Regions from separate parts of the Homo sapiens genome. Here region 1 is linked to region 2. Evidence: chromatin contacts called from ENCODE Hi-C or POLR2A ChIA-PET data. All regions are on one chromosome and are shown on one strand. The core of a region is the stretch at or near the end of the contact, and the rest is flanking DNA. Distances in the headings are between cores, read along the strand shown. Region 1 overlaps CD48 (CD48 molecule). Region 2 overlaps SLAMF1 (signaling lymphocytic activation molecule family member 1).

Region 1 (5,589 bases), core at 1,301-3,800, 69 kb after region 2:
TTCAGCCCAAGCTTGTCTCATGATCTAAAAATCTGTAATAGGGAAGAGGGTGTGGTCTGATCTTTCCCCTTCTATTTTACCTCATCTAGTTCCAGATTCTCAAATCATATAGGGCCAGGAGGAGAGGACCAAATTATGTCTTAGTTACCTGGCTGCTGGTGGTTGTCTCTGTTTTTTGTAGAGCACAGGTGTAACGGCTTTCAGGGTGGGGGTGGGGAACTCTCCACTGAGTAGTGTGCTGATGTGGGAGATCTCTGGCTTGGCCTCTTCCGGCCCTCCTCCCACTCAGCTCCCACCAATGATGTATCAATAAAACCTCTTGCTGCTGGAGATCTGCTTACCTGGTGGCCAGGGTGGCAAGACAAGTGAAGCCTGACTATGCCTGCAGCATCCACTGTGGAAACTACTACATCTTTGCCATGCCAAACAGTGAGTATGCAGGCTGCTCCCGATCTTGCTGCAATGTCATGTTTCTACCATGAAGAAAATCAACAGATCCACTACCCAACCGAGAATTCAGACTTTAGTCTCCCTTTCTTTTGCATACCTTGAACCTCTCATGTGGCACTCTTGGAGGTCTCTTTCATGTGGCACTATGGGTGGAGAACCTTACCCATAGGAAGGGAAGGGGAAAGCTGCAGGACTCCCCAAACTCCAACACTTTTGATCCTGATGATCCTCTTTCTCTCTTCTCTCCCTAGTCCTCTGTTTATATAGAGTGGGGGTGAATAACACTGGGGTAGTAGAACCAGTTCAGTCACCCCTTCCTAAGCCCTAGAGGTGGTGCTGCCCCAATTTATTTGCAGCTTTCTAGAATGTGAAGTCTTTTTGTCCTAGCTCTAAATATGAGGCATTAGGAAAAGTGCCTTTGGAAATCCTATTGCAAATATCTGTTGAGGGAACCAACCAATGTGTTTGCTGCGTTGTCGGCTCCTTAGGAGTCTCTGACCAAGTTAGTCACAGGGATAGGAGACACTTGTTGAGGGGACTGTGTTTCCTATGTCAGTAAAGGAGGAAGGAAACAAACCAAGGCACTGCCTGTCAGGGGATGTGCAGACCCTCATGGGCAGCTGGAACATCAGAGGCAGAATTGGCATGGTGAGGTCTGGGTGAAAAGTGGGAGTTATGAAAAAAAATAATCAGCAGGATGGGATGAGACAGAGGAACAGAAAAATGAGAGATGGAAAGATGATGGGAATAGAACATGATGGTGACAAAAATTTGTAGGAGGAGAAGATGGTGGAGGAGAGAGGAGGAAAGACAGGCAGGCTGGAGTTGGGGGAGGGGACCAGGCAAAAGGAGTGGGCTCTCACTCACCCAACTGGGGCAAAGGGCTGGGCAGAGCAGCTGGCGAAAGAGAATAGAGCCTGTGGTTAGCATTTGCCAGCTGGTGCAGGTGGCTCTGAGCTAAATCCATCCTCTGCCCCACCATGCAGTCTTCTAAGGAGGTTAGAGATGGGGGAGGAGGAGTAGAAAGAATTGTGGGGAAGAGAGAGCACACTCTCCAGGTGCAGGAGCTGCCACTTTAACAAACGCACTTGAAGATAGCCCAAGAACACTGTGGAGGAGCTTGATCTTTTTATTCCTGGACAAGAAGGGACAATGAGAGATGGAACCTTTCTAAGGCTGCTTTGATCATACCAACAGTTGTGTAAAATTATCCTGGCCAAATCCTTTAAATGGCCAAAAACCATTTAAAGTCCAAATCCTCAATGAAGACTTTTGGAAACACTTCCACTCTAAACAACCCACAGCCCTGTTCCTTAAAGAAAGCCATGGCCGGGCACAGTGGCTCACGCTTGTAATCCCAGCACTTTGGGAGGCCGAGATGGGCGGATCATGAGGTCAGGAGATCGAGACCATCCTGGCTAACACGGTGAAACCCTGTCTCTACTAAAAAAATGCCAAAAAATTTAGCTGGGCGTGGTGGCAGGCGCCTGTAGTCCCAGTTACTCGGGAGGGTGAGGCAGGAGAATGGCATGAACCTGGGAGGCGGAGCTTGCAGTGAGCCGAGATCGCGCCACTGCACTCCAGCCTGGGTGACAGAGCAACACTCCTCAAAAAAAAAGAAAGCCTTTCAGGTAATGAGCTCAGCACAGAGCCTAGGGCATACGTGGTAGTCAGTGTTTGTTCTTACTAAGTGGCTTCCAGCATGGGACCCCTAGCATAGGTAAGCACTTGGTAAATATAGGTGGTAAATGAATGAACTCACTGATCTGAGGGGCCAGGTCTATTTATATGTACCCCTACCTGGTCCCAACACAAGGGCCCAATCCAAGCTGCTTATTTGTGCAAAGCCAGATATGAGGGTTACTTTCTCTTAGTCCACAGGAGCTCCTGGCCTTGCCAACCTTCCATGTGTAACCTCATGCTGGCTGTTGAGACAAGCTGGTTCCCACCCCAGACCTACTGATTCAAAGTCTGCATTTTCACAAGATCCCCAGGTGATTTGCTGGCAAGTTAGAGTTTGAGAAGCACTGACCTAATCCAAGGCTTTAAGTTTTACTTAAACTTGCTGCGCTGGAGCCAGCAGAGGGCAGTGCAGGAGCTTGCCTGAGCCGCCTGAAGGCCAAGGGGAAGCAACTTATCCTGACACCTCAGTTCACAAGAGTATACTCATGACTGGAAATTGAGGCTAATTCTGGAGTATCCTCTTTGCACAAAGACAAATGGGCTTGTGTATACTGATAAGGGAACACACTAACCTTTATTTATTTATTTTTTTTTTGAGGATACAGGGTCTTGCTTTGTTTCCCAGGCAGGACTGGCAGTGGCTTTTCCCAGGTATGATCACAGCACACTGCAACCTCCACCTCCTGGCCTCAAGTGATCTTCCTACCTCAGCCCTGGGAGTAGCTGGGACTACAGTGTATGCCATTGCGCCCAGCTTCTACTAACTTTTGATGCATAGACAGATATGAGGGGCTGGGGAACATAAGAACCAGGCCTTGTGACTTCCAGAGAAGGCCGTTGTCTTGGTGTAAGATATTAGTTGTCCTTGAGGTAAATTTGGCTTCACGGGCTTGTGACCTGTACAGTGACACGGGGCCCCAGGTCAGAAGGGCCTTGAACCTGGGTTAGTGCTCTGCTGCTGCTGACACTATCTGGAAATTCTTGATAATTTTCTCTTTCAGCTTCTGCTTAAGCATGCAGGTGAGAAGGGAAGATACATGTAATCTGCATGTCTGCCACCATTCCTTGTTACCCTTTTTCATATCCCATGAGCACAGCACTCCAGCGGACCTACCCAAAATATGTGGGAGTTCAGTGAAACTCAAAGTAAGTGCAAAGTGGTCACGTTATGGGAGCCACTGGCTTTCACAGAGTGTTGGGAGAATGTGTATGCAACAAGAAGTAAAATAAAAAAGTTAAGTTGGGTTTTCGCAGCGTTTTCACACTTCCAATAAGAACAAAATATATATGCATGCATGAGCCACGAAATAGAAATTGAGTAATTGCAATGATCCCAAATATGAATTAAATATTCTATTTTCATTTAAAACTAATGTTTTAAAATATAGAAAGTAAAATTCATGATAATTTAAGTTTTTAATTTGCCTTTACTTAGAACAGCATTAAATAGCAAGCAAATAAAAAAATACCATCTCAAGTAGAGAGACTGTGGAAGAAAAGAAAAGGCTTAATATTTCAGTACTTTTATTGGCACATTTTCCTTGCTTTTTGAGCAAGGGGAGCCAACATTTTCATTTTGCACTGAGCCCCACAAATTATGTATCTGGCACTGCCTTGAGGGATGGGAGGAGCAGGGAACCGTTGGTGTCTGTGACCTGAGCCGTCTAAGGTGAGATTTACCTCAGGTTTCCAGTAACTGGAAATAATACAAATACAATGTCCGCAGAGGCACGCTGGTTCCTCAGCAGCTGAGGAATGTGCTTATTTGTGACAGAAAGTGGCATTTGTTTCCTTCTTACTGCTTGTTTATCCCATTCGCGCTCGCGCGTGTGTGTATATGTGTGTGTGTGTGTGTGTGTGTGTGTGCGCGTGAAATTCCCCCCAAAACCCTCTTCTTCCACTGAGAAAAGTGAGGGGAAGGAAAAGGGTGCTGCTTACAGAAAGGGGATGGAAATGGTCCACCTGTAGGATGCAGGATACTCAGAGGTGAGTTTGGATGGAACTGCAGGCTGCTCAGAGATGAGTTCAGATGGGGATGCAGGCTGCTCAGAGGTGAGTTTGGATGGGATGCAGGCTGCTCGGGGGTGAGTTTGGATGGGGATGCAGGCTGCTTAGGGGTGAGTTCAGATGGGGATGCAGGCTGCTCAGAGGTGAGTTCGGATGGGGATGCAGGCTGCTTAGGGGTGAGTTCAGATGGGGATGCAGGCTGCTCAGAGGTGAGTTCAGATGGGGATGCAGGCTGCTCAGAGGTGAGTTTGGATAGGGATGCAGGCTGCTCAGGGGTGAGTTCGGATGGGATGCAGACTGCTCAGAAGTGAGTTTGGATGGGGATGCAGGCTGCTCAGAGGTGATTTTGGATGGGACTACAGGCTGGGCTCAGGGTGGGGGGTTTCTTCGGAAGCCCAGGCTGTCTTGTGGAAAAGACAAAACCCTACCTTTCTTATCATGCTTGTGCAATGTAGGGCAGGCAGCTGCCTTCCAAACAATGGCTCCGATGCAGTTCCTTGCATCATATAGCCAGACTTCCGAAGTCCTTCACTCCTGCCACATCCATGCCGCCCACTTTCTATTGGACAGATTTCATCACATGGCTCCAGCTAAACACAAAAGTAGCTGGGAAAAAGAGTTTTTTCACTCACCCAGGGGAAAATGAGAAGGTTTGGCAAACACATAGCACTGTATCTGTCACCGAGGAGATGGGGTGAGGAGGGAAGGGCCACGAGGGAGATGGGGGAGGCTGGTCTGGTTTGAAAGGCAAGCAGTCTGTGGTGGGCAGTTTTCTGAAGGGGAAGTGCATTCTGTAGTGACCCTTTCAGCTCCAGGCACATGAGGAGACTTAGAGGAGGGGACATTAAGCAAAAATCCCAGGTGTTATGTCAGTGGTGGGCCTGGGGGCGCCTACCTGCATATAGTGGACAACTCTGGTGAGAACACTGTGTCGATCTGATGGTTTTTTTGGATCCAGTGAAACGACTAGGAGTTGAAGACTTGCCCACACAGTCAATGGAAAAGAGGAGAGAGAATTCAGCTCCCTATGCGAGGCTTGTGGGGCAGGAAGGCTTCTTATGAGATAGAGCTGCATCCTTCCTTCTGCGAGAGCAAGCCTGAACCTATGTTTGCAGCAGACTTAAGGAGAGTGGTCCTCAGAGGGGTCAGAGCAAGGCAAGCCACTGGGAAGGAGGCAAAGGCTTGGCAGGGGAGCTGGAGCCCCAGGAAGCTTAGCATGGATGTTGGAATAAGGGTCAGAAGTAGCACAAATTGGCTCCTCAGCTGTGTTGACACACAGGAGCCGGTGGCTCCAGGCTCTCCCCTCTGTGTCTCCAGATTCCAGTTTCTCCCAGCTGATGGAGCAGGCACTGTCTGACAGATTTGGGACAACTTCAGGAATTCAGTTAATTGACAATTATATCAAATGTTTATTTTAAAAAATAATAAAACATTCACATAATGTTGTCA
Region 2 (5,985 bases), core at 162-2,661:
GTACGGGGGAATACAAGCTTGCCCTAAGGTCACCTGGATAAGTATTTGGGTTTCTCAGGTGATGGGAGGGCCATAGGGCTCCCACAAGATTATGTCTTTTGTCTTCAGCTACCAGGGCTGGCAGAAAAAGACCATCAGGTGGGGGCAGAGTTGAGCATGTCTGAGCTCAGACTATCCTTGGACAGGGCTTGCTGTGGCAACTGTGCGGTATGGGGGTGTGGTTCTCAGGCCAATGGAGTTATGTTCCCAGGGGGATTATGGCTGCCTCTGCTGCTTTGTACAGGTAGCCAGGGAAGTGGGGGAAAGCCAGTGGTGACAGGCCTCTCCCCACTCCCACACAGCCAGCAAGGCCAGTCTCACTCCTGCCATGCTCCCCAAAGAGCCAAATTTATATCCAAGCCTCTGGTATGCAGGGCTGGGATGTTGCCCTGGGATACTAGCCTCTCTGCTGAGAAGGCAAGCAGGGCTTTCAGGCCTCACCCCTCCCTGCCTGCTGTGGCTTCTGTGCTCATATCTGCACTTTCTATTCATCTCCACAGATCCTGACCAGGACAATTCGTACTCAGTCAAAATTATTACAAAGTTCAGCTGGAAGTTTCCTTCTCCCTGTGGCCCTTCCCCAATCCCACTGGCAGCCCTCCCCAAGGAACCCTGTGAGATAAAGTCAGAAATGACTTCCCTGGACTTCCTGGGGGACCAGGAGTGCCTGTAGGGCTCTTCCCACTGCTTCTTCTACTTTTGTATTTTGCTTGGCTCTCTAAATTCATTTCAGCTCTAGGTAAAGTTAAATTCTTCTCCTGTTATTTGGATTTTCAGGTTTCCCCAGTGAAGATGTGTGTTCAGAGGTAGACTTTCCCCCTCTCACACTTTAGGCACTCACAGTTTTTCAGCTATTTCACAGAGTTTGCAGTGGCAAGCCACTTCTTTCAAAGGGCTGGTGAATTCTTTCAGTTTTCCTGGTATGTTCCTGCAGCGGTTCTTGGAACAAAAGTTCATGATGTGAGTCTCCACACATCTGAGTGAGAGTTGCAAGTTAGTCCTGCCTCCTAGCTGCCATCCCCTGCCCCAGGGTAATTATTAATAGCATCTTCTTTTATTTTCCAATGGTTCTCAGTAGATCACATAGTGATCTACCTGTTATAATACTTCAATTGCCTGTGTTCTTTGTATCTCCTGCTGGATGACAAGCCAAACACTTAGTAGGAACTTAATAACTTTGTTGAATGAGTGAAGCATTGAGTAGAACTAGAAGTCTTCTGTGAAATAAACTTAGTACACTTAACCTTTTAGAGCCTTTCATCAATCCACATTAGCCTCCTTATCTCCTTTCAGCCTGTAAGAGCTGAGAAACCAGACACAGTTTCATCCAGTCTGTGACTAAGTCCACATCCTTTAGATACAAGGAAGTGGTGGGGATGCTAAGGTTGGGTGGATTGTGTTGCTATATCACCCTCTTGTGGCTGGTGTGTGAAACTCATCACGAAATCCTTTCTGTGGTATAAGTAGTTCTATAAATCTCAACCCAGATCTCATTTTGGTTTCAGGTTAGATTTGGTCATCATTATTTTTTAAAAAGTTTCCCGGGTAATTCTAATATTTAGGTAAACTTGGGTGTCACTGGCAGGTTTGGGCCATGCTTAAGTGACCAGGTGGCCACCTTTGACAGATCTACTTCTTGGTATATAGAAGCGTATTTAGTTTTCTCAGAGCTCACCAGGGGGCCAGCATATCTCTAGATCAGTGGTTCTCAACTGGGGGAGATTTTGCCAAGCAGGGGACATTTGGTAGTGTTTGGAGACACTTGATTGTCACAATCAAGGACAGGGCATGTGCCATACACCCAGTGGGCCGAGGCCAGGGATGCTGTTAAACACCCTACAGTGCACAGGACAGCCCCATGACAAAAAAATTATCCAGCCCCAAATGTCAATAGTGTGGCAGTTGAGAAACCCTGCTCTAGATTTTGTCCACAAGGGGAATTTGGCAGAGTTCAGGGAAGGGAATTACTCTGGCAGTGACAAAAATTAAACAATCCTTTCAACACAGTTCTCCATGTGGAGGGTGGTTCCTGACCTTTGGTGAAGGGGATGCCAAGCTAACCCTTGTCCACCTCCAGGAAAGGGACAACCTCACATCCTATCTGATCAAATCTGCCTCCTTCAGCATTTCATAACTATGGCATGGAGACATAAGGCCAGGAAACACATCATGCCATATTACTGTGTTATAAATCCTTTAGGAAACACAAGACAAAATTGCAATTTCCTTGATGGACTGGCTGTAATTTATTCATTTCCAAAAAGTAGAAACATAAACTTCAGAAGAAGAATCAATTCACAGTGGCTTCTCAGCCAGCACACACCACCCGCTGTAACAATCACATCCCCGCTGTGTGAATGGAGGAAGCGTCCTGAAGAGCCTGGGACTGTGCCCAGTTGTACTTCAGAACATCAGTCCCTTCAAACCGAGAATGGGTGTGTTCCTCCTGACTTCTCTAGAATTCAGACATGCTTGGTCAAAAGAAAACAGCATTAGAGGGGAAACACGGGGAAAACTTATTGTTTTAAGTCTGAGGAAAAGGCAAGCTCCCGCTCCCCATAGTGCCATTTGGGGGAAACTAGAGAGTTGTGAATGTATCACCAGAAGGGGTTGTTTTACCACGTGTAACCATGGTCTAGGGTGAGAGGCATAATGCCAGTGCTGTTTGGTGGGTGGCCCAAAAGACTCCCTCCCCAGTGAGGTCTTGAGCCCAGGGGTGCAGGATACTTGGAAGTGATAGCCTCTTCTTCACCCTTTGTTTCTGCCCTTCCTTCAGGTAGAATTCAGCTACTGGAAAAATCCAAGTGCTGGGAACTGAGCTTCTAGAGCAATCTGAGTTGTAGTAAAGGAATGGGTGCTCATAAGCCCGGGTTTACAAATCTTCATTAGTAGCTCCACAGTTTTGAGAGTAGACAGTGAATGAGGGTAAGGTTATACAAGGGTGGCGTAGTGGATAATTGTGAGGCTTTTTTGTCTGCCTACCACCTGAATCCCACTTCTATTATTTGTAGAATTCCTTAATTCATAAGAAGTGAAAGTGGAAAATGCCAGATATTCAATTCCCAGCCCCCCTTGGAGATAGGACATGGACATGTGACCTAGGATTGGCCACTCAATCCCAGACTTTGAATTATAAGCTAGAGATGAAAGGATGAAGAAGGGACCCTGGAGAATTCATTTTCATGGCAGACAGTGCAGCAGTAACAGTAATATCAAGTTTCCAAGTCCAGCAGAGACAGTGAGGCAGTGGTAGAGTCTGTGCCTAGTGCTGGGGACAGTGGCTGTGCATGAACAGGATCATCATCCCTGGGCTGGTTTTGTAATTTTGGCTGTGCTCCCAGCCACAGCCTAGTCTCTTCTTTTCCTGCTCACTTTCAAAGCATGGTTTTGCAGAAACTTCTAGCAGTTATTGGAACCAATCAGTATCTTTTCAATAGGTTCCTTTTCTACATAAAAAAGCCAAAGCCAGCTTCTGTTGATTGCAACTAAGAACTCTATTAAAGAAGCTGGTACCAGGAAACGAGATGCACTAAGCAACAGGCTTACAATGTGAATTGACCTCATAGAGGAGGTAAGATACAAGGCAATAAGGACCTGAGTTTTGAGCTGGGAAGTTGGTGCTCCTTATTATGCAATGGTATGATAGTGGCTGTTTCTTACAGTACTTACCAAGTTTATATAAGAAACAATAAGAAAAAGCAGGGCTTAAATTGAGGACAGCCTGTCTAAAAGCAGAGAATAGGAAAAAACAAAGGACTTTACTTAAAAAGTCTCTTTCTGCCTGCAGCTTGCAAAATAAGTTATTGAGCATTCAAAGATTTGAAGCTGTTAGACCAAAATAACTTAATTTTCTACTAGAGGATAAATTTAGTGTGAGGAGAGGTATGCAGGGAGTAGAAAGTGCCTAGGAAAGACCTTGACCTGCAATACCCCTTGAAGCCCTGGATATAAGAGGTTCAGAATCTGGTCACAGAGAGTCTTAGCTGAGGTTCCAGGTTTGTTGTTCAAGGGAATCAACAGAGAACTGGGATTTAAACATCATTTTGAGAAGTGAAAAATCACCATGGGACAAGTTCCTCTGAGTATTCCAAGCTCCTTTGTAACAGCACCATCAAACATTTGCTACGTTTTTCTTTAAAACTGAATGCCATTTGCACAGAACTGTACTTTTAAGGCTCTTACATGGTTTCCAGTCCACTGTTCAAAACTCAGAGATCTCAAAATCATTCTTTCTGTTTATTGACTTTTTAGCTTCTGGGTTTTGCAAATAAAATAATATTCTTAGCTTCCTTTATACAATAATATCAGAGTGTTTTATGTATAATAAGAAATTCACCCTTCAGCCTCTATTCACTCTTTATCCTGAGAGAGAAACTGAGGCACAGAGGCTTGATCAGGTCTGCAGGTTATCATGATCAGCTCCCAGAACAAAGTAAAGATAGCCAAAATGTAAACTTTTCCAGACTTTGTGACTGGTGGTCCAGTGTGTGAGATAGGTACTCAGATGTCCTGGCTTTCAGTCTGATTTTTATTATCCAGTTCCAGCCAAGAGCAAGATGCCCAAAGTCTGAACTCACATTACTGTCCATTTCATCTGCTACAACACAAAGATGGAACGCTGTTATCAAGTAACGCTCTGTTCTGCGCCTGCAGCCACTGCACAGCAAGCTAAATTCTTGGGAAGCCTCACTTCCTTGTTCATTTCACAGATGTATGTGGAAGAAACATCACCAGGGAGTTGATCTGAGAAGGGTACAGACGTGCAGCATGTCTGCCAGAGGAAACTTGGGGCCTGTGGCCAAGTTCAGTGTTCATTTTGGTTTTTCCATTTTCCTTCAGAAAGTCCCTTTGTTGGTCTCTGGTGTCAGCTCTCTGGAAGTGTCACACTAGCATAGACTGTGATGGAATTTGTTTCCTGGGGACAAAGCAGAAGTCTGTGAGTAGAGGGACTGGATACTCACTTCACAGAATGCAAATGAAAACAGCACTGCTGAGGAAAAGGAAAGGGTCTTAGAGATCATGGCTTGTGCAGGGTCTGTCACAGACAGGGCCTTGCTGGGACAGCACTTGGGTTCCCACACTGCTTCTCCACCTGCAACAAGGGCCACAGCTCCCTTCCAAGCATAAGCATGCTATTATGGGGAGCATGATCTGAGGACCAGCACTCAGTGCCCTGTCTCCCTCTTTGCCCTCTCCCCTTCCATCCCCTTGTAAGGAAAACCATTTGTTTTGCTGTTACATATGGGTCACAATCTGGGAAGCCAAGAGAGTTGTAAATTATTGAGTTTTTAAAAAGTCTAGTGGGACTCAAAGGGAGAAGAGAAAAGTGGTATTGGCAGGAGAGAGGAAGGGGAGAAGAGGGTTATGCGCAAAGATCTCTCATGTCAAAGAAACAAAGAAAATAGAATTTAAGGGTTTTGCCATAAAATGTTAACTATAGCATACTGTTTTTGTCCTTAAGTAAACTTCATTAAAAATCTATGTATTTTTTTGAAGCTTTGAAGTCAGGTTTATATTTTTACTTCCTTCTTAGATATGACAGTGAAGTGAGAATGGACCTCAAGTTGAAGATTGGTTTCATCTTGAAATATAGGGCACCTGCCCAGGCATTTCTGGATGAGTGTGTGTGCGGTAGGAGCTTTGAAAAATAAGGTGGATGCAGGCATTTGTGTGACCTTTGTGCCTCTATCATCCTGGGCTCTCTTCTGAAAGAGCCCAAATGGAGCAAAGATTTCAGCCCAGAATTTATTTCTATTCATTCAGTAAAGGAAAGATTCCTGTCCGAAGTAAACTTAGTCCCTGCTGATCTTGCAATAGGGTAGAATATGCAAGTATCATTTTGAGCTGCACCCCATATTCTCTTCTAGGCTTAACACCTATGCAGATCTCCACCCCTAAATATTCTGATTAAATGGGGCTGCACAGAGTCTAGGCATGAGCATTTTT

The links. Hi-C counts contacts between places; a loop is a spot of excess contacts on that map. ChIA-PET counts read pairs that join two places held with the same protein, here RNA polymerase II (POLR2A). Pooled maps may share reads with other maps.
Region 1: a map of OCI-LY7 shows a loop between it and region 2 (3-fold over the local background). The contact joins two enhancer-like sites. A Hi-C loop is called at or near these places in 17 of 168 maps with a recorded cell type or tissue (A673, B cell, CD4-positive, alpha-beta T cell and 11 more), 6 of 37 single-sample maps with no recorded cell type and 14 of 50 pooled maps. POLR2A ChIA-PET finds 5 or more read pairs at or near these places in 15 of 52 experiments (CD4-positive, alpha-beta T cell, CD4-positive, alpha-beta memory T cell, CD8-positive, alpha-beta T cell and 11 more).

Annotation. Positions count from the first base shown.
Region 1 is chr1:160,673,226-160,678,814 of GRCh38, forward strand. It overlaps CD48 (CD48 molecule), which reads right to left. Exons shown (of 4, transcript NM_001778.4): 4 at 5,521-5,589. Among named protein-coding and RNA genes, the nearest start is that of SLAMF1, 29 kb to the left of the region's middle. RefSeq lists an enhancer at 997-1,613 and a silencer at 1,464-1,573. Within about 2 kb of position 2,551, at least 6 of the 41 ENCODE cell types and tissues checked have a DNase peak (open chromatin) inside an H3K27ac peak, as active enhancers do; they include B cell, OCI-LY7 and spleen, where a contact is called at or near this core.
Region 2 is chr1:160,605,845-160,611,829 of GRCh38, forward strand. SLAMF1 (signaling lymphocytic activation molecule family member 1) reads right to left here. Exons shown (of 7, transcript NM_003037.5): 7 at 2,262-4,954. The coding sequence ends at 4,904. Among named protein-coding and RNA genes, the nearest start is that of CD84, 29 kb to the left of the region's middle. Within about 2 kb of position 1,412, at least 5 of the 41 ENCODE cell types and tissues checked have a DNase peak (open chromatin) inside an H3K27ac peak, as active enhancers do; they include B cell, OCI-LY7 and spleen, where a contact is called at or near this core.